Regions from separate parts of the Mus musculus genome. Here region 1 is linked to region 2. Evidence: chromatin loops called from intact Hi-C (ENCODE). Cell type or tissue: left cerebral cortex. All regions are shown on one strand. Region 1 overlaps Cyb5b (cytochrome b5 type B). Region 2 holds the start of Nfat5 (nuclear factor of activated T cells 5).

What was found. Hi-C counts contacts between places; a loop is a spot of excess contacts. Peaks named below come from ENCODE experiments on the same cell type or tissue, not always from the same donor. Only the 100,000 strongest peaks of a DNase experiment are listed, where the experiment ranks them.
Region 1: a loop joins it to region 2, with 1.8 times the contacts of the local background. A loop is called at or near these places in 1 of 42 quality-filtered maps.

What each region holds. Positions count from the first base shown.
Region 1 is chr8:107,158,083-107,163,082 of GRCm38, reverse strand. The region is part of intron 1 of Cyb5b (cytochrome b5 type B); the gene reads right to left. Among named protein-coding and RNA genes, the nearest start is that of Cyb5b, 9.9 kb to the right of the region's middle. In left cerebral cortex, a CTCF peak has its summit at 2,379 (motif pointing left); no DNase peak of the experiment used is centred here.
Region 2 is chr8:107,291,173-107,296,172 of GRCm38, reverse strand. Nfat5 (nuclear factor of activated T cells 5) reads right to left here and starts at 2,703. Exons shown (of 15, transcript NM_018823.2): 1 at 2,275-2,703; 2 at 539-592. The coding sequence starts at 2,347. In left cerebral cortex, CTCF peaks have their summits at 2,625, 2,834 and 3,434; DNase peaks (open chromatin) are centred at 1,936, 2,750, 3,131, 3,325 and 1 more place; H3K4me3 peaks cover 3,011 bases; H3K27ac peaks cover 2,900 bases.

The DNA of each region.
Region 1 (5,000 bases), 130 kb after region 2:
TCTAACGCTTCTACAACCACAGAGGCCAAAACCAGGAGTGGAGCCAATGACGCTGTTAGTGTAGGAATCTTCAGGAGGCCGCCACATCTATGCAGCGCCCTGCCTGCTGTACTTTCTTTTCTTTAATGTATATGGGTGCTGTGCCTGCATACGTCTATGCATCATAACGCGTGTGCTTCATGCCTGCGGGGTCTAGAGGAAGGTATCAGACCCTGGAGTAGAGTTACAATGGCTGTAAGCTGCCATCTAGGAACCAAACTTGGGTTTTCTTAAAGAATAGCAGATGCTGCTGAGCCATCTCTCCAGCCTACTGCTGTATTTCTTTTCTCATAGAAACTTTCATTTTTGAACATTTTTGCAAGGACAACTTGCAAGAGTCAGTTCTCTCCTACCACATGGACTCTGGAAACTGAACGCAAGCTTTGCAGCAAGCACACTCACCCAGCGTTCACTGTTCTTGTACTTCGGAAGAGAAGGAAAGGCAGGCGAGTTGGGAAGAGGGAAAAAGAGGACTAGGGACGACTGTTCCTAGTGAGAGGTTACAGTTAGAGGAGTTCAGAGGCAGAGGCCTATGTGGTAAGGACACGACCCTACATTTAATCCCAACACCACACGCATGCCACCCCATGCACACACTCCAAGGAAAAACCGAAAGAATCTGCATGTCACTAACTGTGTAAAATGCATCAAATTTACAAAAATAATTTAATTTAAAAGAAAACTTTAACAATCTAACTATAACAACATTTTACTCTGCTTGCTTCTAAAACAGTTCCACCATGGCAAAGCATGGGACTTTTTTAAAAAACAAACCACTACATTAACTAAAAATACAAAATAAGCCAAGTTTCTATGCTCCCAAATCAGGAAGAAATTTGTTTGTTTTGTTTATTTTAAGATGGCGTCTATTTTGTAGCCCTGGCTGTCCTAGAACTCACTATGTAGTCCAGGCTGTCCTTGAACTCACAGAAACACACCTGTTTCTGCCTCCCAAGTACTGGAAATGAAACATGAATGGGGGAAATTTCCTAAGACCCCCACTCCTGGATGAAGAGCTACAGGTGATCAATGGCTGCTGAAAGGAGTTGGTCTTCTCCAGGGGGAAGCTTCCTGATAGCTTACTCAATCCCAAGTGGTCAGTCCTAAACACGTGTATATGCATATGTATATATCTAACATTAAAGGGGACTATGGGAGAATTAGAGGGAAAAGAGTGGGGGATAGAAATGACCTAGCATACTTATATCTATTAAAAATCTTTTTTAAAAAAAGGAACAAAAGGAACCTTTTTTTTTGAGAGAGAGAGAGGTTTGTATCTTTAAATATATATATATATTTATTTATTCTATCTGCATGTATACCTGCATGTTAGAAGAAGGCATCAGACCCCATTACAGATGGTTGTAAGCCAACAAGTGGTTGCTGGGAATTGAACTCAGGACCTCTGGAAGAGCAGTCAGTGCTCTTAACCACTGAGCCATCTCTCCAGCCCATTGTTGTTTTGTTTTATTTTGTTTTGAGACACGGCTTCTCTGTGTAGCAACAGCTGTCCTTAAACTCAGAGATCCGCCTGCCTCTGCCTCCTGGGTGATGCCAGCAAGAGGACTCTATAAATGGATGGGTGGGTGGGTGGATGATGGAGAGATGGGTGGGTGGATGGATAGGTGGGTGGGTGGATAGATTTGTTTTGTTTTTGAGGCAAAGTATCTCTACATAGCCCTGGCTGTCCTGGAACTCACTACATAGACCAGGCTGGCCTAGACTCACAGAGATATACCTGTCTTTATCTCCCAAATACTGGGATTAAAGGTGTGTGTCACCATGCCCTATTTTCTGTTTTTGTTTGTTTATTTGTTTGTTTTTTTTTTAATGATCAGTGAGGATGAGAAAATTCTCAGTTAGTAAAGTGCTTTTCTCACAGTAGAAAGACCTGAGTCTTTACGTACTCAGACTAATGACCTGAGTTCACTCCCCATGAGCCACATGATAGAGGGAGAGAACAAGATCAGATTCCTAAAAGTTGTCTACCGACTTCCACACCTGTTATGACATACACATGTGTACACACTCACACTTTGAATGAATGTTTAATCATAAAAAAAATTTTTTTAAATAAAATGTATCAATGTATCAGATCACATTAATTAAAAGAAGGGACAAACAACTCAGTCATCTCAGTGACAGAGGAAAGCATTTGACCAAGTTCAGCACCCTGATACTCTCAAAAAACTAGAGACAGGGAAATTTCAGCAATAAAGAGCACTTATGAAAAACATACAAGAATTGAAAAGATGGCTCAGAGGTTAAGAGCACAGACTGTTCTTATGAAGGTTGAGTTCAAATCCCAGCAACCACATGGTGGCTCACAAACATCTGATGAGATCTGATGCCCTCTTCTGGGATGTCTGAAGACAGCTACAGTGTACTTACATATAATAAGTAAATAAATCTTTTAAAAAGGAAAAAAAAAAGAAAACATACACTAGAAGGCTCAAAAGTGAAAGACTGTTCCTTAGATCAGTGACAAAACCAGACACCAGTCCTAGGGACTGCTGTTCAGTACTGCACTCAAAGTCCTAGCCAAGACACTCACACACACACACAAATGGAAGGAAGGAAGGAAGGAAGGAAGGAAGGAAGGAAGGAAGGAAGGAAGGAAATAAGGTAGAAAGGAAAGAGGAAGGGAGGGGCAGAATGGGGGAAGAAGGGAGGAAGGGAGGGAGGGAAGGAGGGAAGGAGACGGGGAGGGAAGGAGACAGGGAAAAGCAGAAGAAAATCTTCCAAGATTTGTAAGAAACATATTAGCAGCTCACAAACTAAGTCAACAAAGTTTTAGGGAACAAGCTAAAAAAAAAAATGTTAGCATAAACCAGCAATGAATGATCCAAAAGAGAGGAGGAAGAAGAAAAAAGAAGAGGAGGAAGAAAAAGGAGGAAGACAAGGAAAAATAAGGAAAGCAATTCTTCTCAAAATAGCATCTGGAAGAATTACTACCTGAGTTCAACCATAGCCAAGGAAGTCAGGCTGGCCTCAAACTTTTATCAGTCCTCCTGCCTCAGCATCCGGAGGACTAGGATCACAGGCATTCTGAGCCACAACTGACTTATATGATTCCATTTCATGGGTGCCTACTGTAATTAAATTCAGAGAGACAGAAGTCAGAACAGTGATCTCCGAGACTGGGAGCTGAGGAACTGGGATCTGATCCGTAATGATGAGCATTTCAGTTAGAAGGAGAAAGCTCTGAAGATGGACAGTGGTGACAGTTCTCAAAAAATGTGGATGCACTTAATGCCAAACTATATGCCTAAAAGTGGTGAAAATGGTGACAGTTACATTTAAAAACCATGATACTAAAAATGTTTTTCATTTAAAGAGTATAGCGAAGGGCTGATTAGATAGCTCAGTAGGTCATGGTCCCTGCTGGCAAACTGAGTTTGATCACCAGAACCTACAAGGGGGAAGAAAGGAAGGGACTCCAGAAAGTTTTCCTACACAACACTGTAAGTGAAGCGAGTGCCACTGAATTGCACAGGTCAAAATGGTTACAATGGAGACGAGCTAAGGGTGCACAGCTGGGTCAATCCTAAACCCTGAAAAAGCAAAAGGTCGAAATAGCTTTACACACACTATAAATACACACACACACACACACATATATATATTATTTACTTACTATTATAAAAGAGACTTACTATTATAAAAGAGATGCTAAATATACATACCAATAGTTAACATAAGCCAAAATTTGCTTTTAAATCACAATCAAACAAGAGTGTGGGACTATTCTCAGTAACCTAGATCAGTTGTCTATACTAATTAAAAATACTAGACAACAAAAAAGTTTCTTCTTTGGCCTAGGGTGCAGCACAGTGGCAGTGGTCCCTCAAACATGCAGAAGCCCAGAGTTTGACTCTTAGCATAACAAGACCCAACACAGCAACACTCACCAGAACTCACCAGAACTTACAGGAAGCTGGAGAGCTGCCTCTGCAGTTGAGAGCACTTACTGATCTTGAGGAGCACTCAGTTTGCTTCCCAGAACCACACTGGGCCAGCCTCCACAGGCTTCTGTACTCAGGCCCAGATACACAGACATACATAAAAATAAATCTGAACAAAACCCATCACACAATCAGGAGCTAGAGATACAGTTCATTCATACATAGAGTGTTTGCCTAGAAAGTCAAAGGTCCCGGTCCAACCTCTTCACCACAATAAACAAAATCCTCACCTAGCTTAAGTAAAACACAGAGCCCACGAGCCTTAGCGCCTGCTTTGCATACAAACTTCTTGTGTGTTTGTTTTTGGGGTTTTATTGTAGCTCAGGCAGTTCCCAATTCAAGATCTCCCCAACTCAGCTTAATAGGTACAGGGATTACAGATAAGAGACACGCAGCCGGCATGCATTTAAACCTCATGTAAGCTACCACACAAGCTAGTAAGAGAGAAGACACAACTGTGGGTCTATTTATTTCTGACTCACTCAAGCAAAAGTAACCAAGTCAAACACTCCGGCTATTAGAAAACTGTCCCCTAGTGAAGGAGCTCAGGCAATCAACCCCCCCAAGAATTCAGAATAGGGACAGAAACGGTCTTAAATTCAATTACTGTACTAAATACTACTGACAGAGGACACAAAAAATCTATGCTTTAGTAAAGAAACGAAAGGACAAACTACTTATGGGAATCATTCCTGATTACTAAGTCTAAGGAAAGAACAGAGGACTGGGGGCTGACAGGAGAATGTGAGGACAATTACAGTTTAACATCCTAGCTGGGAAAAAATGATTCAAGTTCTCTGTGGATGGAAATTCCATACCGATGCAGTAAAAATGTGACAATGGAGCTCTCCTGAAGCCCACCTGACTTGGAAAATGGAATGAGAGTCATTAGCTTGAGGAAGCTGCAGAACTAGGCTGGACGATAAAGAGCAATCTCTAGCCAAACACAGACTATCACTAAAGCCAAATACAAAGATCAAAGTATGGCAAGGCAGA
Region 2 (5,000 bases):
TGTCTTGGGGCCTTTTTTCCCCCCTAAGCATCATTCCTATTATGTAGCTTTTCTTATCCTTACATATAATGAAACAGAAATAATGTCAATAATTGCTGAATAGATTATATATCATTTTGAAATTTACAACATCCAAAAGTTTTCAGTTTGGAATTTTCAAACTAAGTATGTGTTTGGTGTCACTGCTGTATTTATTAATTTGTCATCTTTACGTTTGAATCTTTGCAAATTTAGTTTGTGTTTAAGAACAATTTAACTGAAATACTAAAGTAGAACACCCAACACATAATTTTAAATGATCCTAAGGGATTTTCCCAAGGCCTCTCAAAGCAGATACAACGGCCTACAAGCAATTCAAGCACAGCAATGAAATCCACTGAAACATTTAGCTGCTCTAAAAGAAGGATCAGGCTTCTTAGTAAAAAAAAAAACTAGATTGTGTGAGTCTGCAAAGTTTCCCACTTTCCCACTTCAACTCCATCTCAGAGAAAGCCTTTGCACACTGACACACTATGCTGTAACAGGGCACTTTGCTGACCTTCCAATAGTCCAGCTCTATGAAAAGTCTGTGATGGGTGTAACTTCAGAGAATCTGAAAAACACAAAAAGCATTAAGTACTTTTTATGCTGAATGAGAAAAAAATGCCAAGGATAGCATACATCTCTTACATAACTATTATGTATTTTTAAGAGCCTAAGCCCATATTAGTTTAGTCTGCAAAAGGAAGGTTGGGTTGCTTCTACACTGGTCTCTAAAGCTAAACTTAGATTTTGATAAAGCATTTGTTTCATGGAAAATTATCTAATGATTACTGCCCAAATGGTATTACTGTCTTGACTATTTTTAGCATCCAATTGTGCATTAGCCCTATTCTAAGGATCATCTCTTGATATTTTCTCTTCTTTCTGACACTTCAAACTACAATATTTCTAAGCTACTTTAGGTAATATCTGAAAAACATCCTACAGGATAGTGACTGCCAACTAAATTCATCAAAGCAACAGACAATGGCCTGTAGTCTATAAAGTCTAGCACCTTCCAGGGCAAACCACATCCCTCTGATTCACTTCATATAAATACATTAACACCAGGCTTAGTCCTTCTCTACCCCAAAGAGGTGAAATTTTCTGGTGGGTTTGTAAAACCAAAAAAATAGGAGAAATGCTGGATTTCTTGGGAAAAGGGTTCACCATGGTTTATTTGTAAAAAAAAATATAAAAGAACTGTCTTTAGCCTCCTTCCACTGGTATAAGAAATGAGTACAGATGGGGGCATTTTTGATTTGATACCCCTTGCAAGGGGAACCTGTTCTGACACATTCTTGTGGTGTCCAGTGTAGGAATTTAACCCCAGCAGAGATCACCTCAAGTATTAATGTTTTAGATGCTGGGAATCCCCTGCAGGCCTTAGCCAAAGTAGTTTTAAATGGGATTTTCTGTTCATTGCCTCCTCTCTGCACGAAGCCCTTGAACAGCAACAGAAGAGAATTTTTCTCAAAGGGCAGGACTGTGCCCGAGCCTGGTACTCCAGGGAGAGGAATACAAGTACTCCAAGGAGGGCATCCCTATCTTTGTAAAAGAGAAGTAATTAGAATGTCACGGAGGTGGAAAGAGAGAAAGAAGATTGGGGCCTTTTCCAGGCAAGAAGATGACGAGGAAAGGAAGAACGCCTGGCCGAGGGGGGCCGTCCCGACATGGGGAGGGAGTGGACTAGGCCGGGGAAGGGGGGGGAGTAGGACGACCGCGCACAAACAAGACCAGAGGGAGAAAAAAAAAAAAATGGTGACCCTGAGCTCCGAAGCCCCTCGGGGCCACGCAGCCCGGCGTGGGGCAACTTTGCCAAAGAGGAGAGTCCGGGGGACACGAGCCGCGGCGCCCCGATTCCACCCCCCCTCCCCGGTGTCCCCAGCAGCGGGACCAGTGGGGTGATTCCCGAGCCGGGGGAGGACTGGGCCGGCAGTCCGCCGAGTGTGGTGGAGTCCGGACCCGCCGACCGGCAGGTTGCGAACCTCCGGGACCGCAGAGGACTCTGGGGGGCGCGCGGACCCTAAGCCCCCCGCCGCGCCGCCGCGCCGCGCCGCGCTGGGGAGGGGGGCGCCGCTCGGCAGCTCCGGGATCACCCCTGGCCCTCCGCGGCCAGCCCAGGACTCTCGTGAGGGGCAAGCCCGCCCGAGCCCGGCCCCGACGGGGGACCCCCCCACCCCAGCCCGGGACTCCGCGCGCTCGCGCTCCCCGCCCCCACGCCCCACCCCCCCACCCCCCCATCTGACTCACCTCGCGAGTACAGGGACTTGGGCGATTCCAGGTCTAGGTCCGCGCTGAGCAATGAGATGAAGTCCGAGGGCATCGCAGCTCGACCCAGCCCGGCCCGAGGGCAGCGGGAGGGGGGGAGCGGCGGTGGCGGCGGCACCTCCTCTCCGGGATCCGCGGGCACCGAACCGGGGGCGGTGAGGCGAGGGCGGCAGCCGCTGCCTCCTCCTCCTCCTCGAGGGCAGTCACTTCCCACCCGGCCGAGCGATGAGAAGGGCGGCGGAGTGGAGGGAACAGCTCTGCGGAGTGGAGAACTGACTCCCGGTGAGTCCAGAGACCAGAAGCTTCGGACCGGGGAAAGGGGAAGAGGGAGAGCCAAACGGGTCCGTTTCGGGCTTCTCCTCAGCGCACACTGACGGCCGCCGCCACCGCCGGCGCCGCTGACAGGAATCTGAGCCCCGCCCCCTCGTGGGGCACTGCGCACGCGCGGAGGGGGGGAGGTCCGGGAGCCCGGAAGAGCCTGGCGGCCGGCGGAGGGCGGACAGGCGCGCCACGGAACAGCATCAACAAGGGCTTCGCTTCCTGCCGTCGCTGCTGCGGCCGCTGCTGATCCCGGGCTGGGAAAGGGCCCCGCCAGCCAGCAGGGAGGGTGGAGGGAGGCGGCCTGGCTTCTGGGGCCCTGAGAAGGGAAAAGATTTTTTTTTTTTTTTTTTTTTTTTGCCTCGACCTGGTGGCGGCGAGCCTGAGGCGGCCGGCCCTGCTCCGTGGTGTACTTAGGAGGACACAGACCCTGGGGGACCTGGATGTCAGCCAGGAGGGGAAAAGCCCTCCAGGGACTTGCAGCGATCGAGGCCCGCTCGCTGGAGCTCAGCACTGGGGAATGGAGTTCCACAGCTTGGACAGCAACCGGGCCCTTCGGGGTTTTTCATAGCAGTGTCTGCAGTGAGCTGGTCAAGGGGCTATCAGACTCACTTTTTAATTAAGAAAGGGCAAGCCATACTCACCACCACCACCACCATCACGAGTTACCAAGTTTTGTTTGTGGATTTTGTTGTTGTTGTTCCTGTTCGTGGATTTTTTTGTTGTTGATGATTTCTGTTGGCCCACTCTGGCCTGGAGCTCACTATGTAGATCAGGCTGGCCTCAAACTCACAGAGCTGTGCTTGCCCCTGCCGGTCAGAAGTCACCATGCTCGGCTATTGATTCTTTTTAATGAAAATATTTTCCCCCCACGTTACCCACCACACCAAATTTACGGCGACTGCATTTATTTATTTATTTAGACAGGTGATTTTGTTATGTAGGTCTAGCTGGCCTGCAATTCGCTGTGTAGATTTAGACTGGCCTCAATTTTAGGGCAGTTCTCCTGACTCAGCTTTTCGAATGCTGGGATTACAGAAGAGTACCACCATGCCTGGCTTTGATTTTTGTTGTTGTTGTTGTTTAAGTTTATGTATAATGATGTCTCTGATAGTGAATGGTCGAATTTACTCCGGAGTGGAAAATAAAAGACAATTTAAAAATGGGATCATGTGAGTCCACATGGCTTGTGTGTAATGCACACGCGTGCGTGGGGTAGGGGGAGAGAAGTAAGCAAACATACTCTTCCACACGGGTTTTCATTTTTTTCACTGTGCTAAGGGAGAATGGAGGGAAAACATGTAAATGAGATTTTTTTGGCTGCTCTGTTCTCGGGGGCTAAAAGTTTCCGTTGCAAAAACACATCCTCACCTCCACCACAGACTGTTTCCTGACTCTTAATAGACTTTTGGGAAATTTTTAATCGAGTTATTAAAATATCAATTTGAGCACAGGGTGCGCATCTTGGAAAATAATTTTTAATTCTGTGTGGGATTTTGATGCCAACAGCCACGTGGGCAGTGTTTTTCAGGTGTTAAAGATGCCTTGATGTATGTTACTGTGTCTACAAAGCTGGTCACAAATCCTAAAACCCTGCGGATGTACCCATATAAATCCCTAACAAAGTTTTGCCTCTGTGATTTTGGGCACTTTATTGTGACTTGGAATGCTGGAGTTGGGGAAGAGTCTCTGAGCAAGGGAGGCCCCAGTGCAGGCAGCTCTGGGGTGGGCCCTTTAGCAAGCTTAACCTACAGACCTAGAATTTACATTTGTGTTATCAGAAACCACCTATCCTTTCATCTGAACATCTGATACAGGCTGCCTGATTATCTTCACTGAATTCTTAGTGATAATTAATGAACCCTGTGAGCATTTTCATCAGTCACAAGGAAGGTTTTTTGAGCCACCCCAACACATAGCAGAGCAAAACAGGAAACTACCCTCAAAATTCTATGGCCACTGTACTCTGTTGTAACACGTCCCAAGGGAAGTCCCTTCATAGCTGCTAAGAGACCCGCTCATTTGATAAGAGAAGATTCAAACCTCCTATTGCCTAACACGCTAAGGCCAATTGAAATCCTATAGCTTTGAGTTGGAGTAAAACATTGGTTGGTGACCTAGCCCTTCCATTAGTCACTACATAATACATGAAGAGGAAATTACAATGGACCAGGCTGAGCCTCAGTACTGAGAAAGCGAGGTGAATCACTAAGCATAGTCCTTTCTCCAAACCTATGAGATTGAAACACACTTAGGGTATAGGAAATCCCCTTTCTGACCCTAGTTAACAAGTCAAGAAGGGCCAAGGCCTCTTCCCCTTTCAGCTCTTCTCTGCCCTTTACTCAAAGTTTTTCCATTATGCTTTCTGTTGATCAGATTTTCTCTGCTTA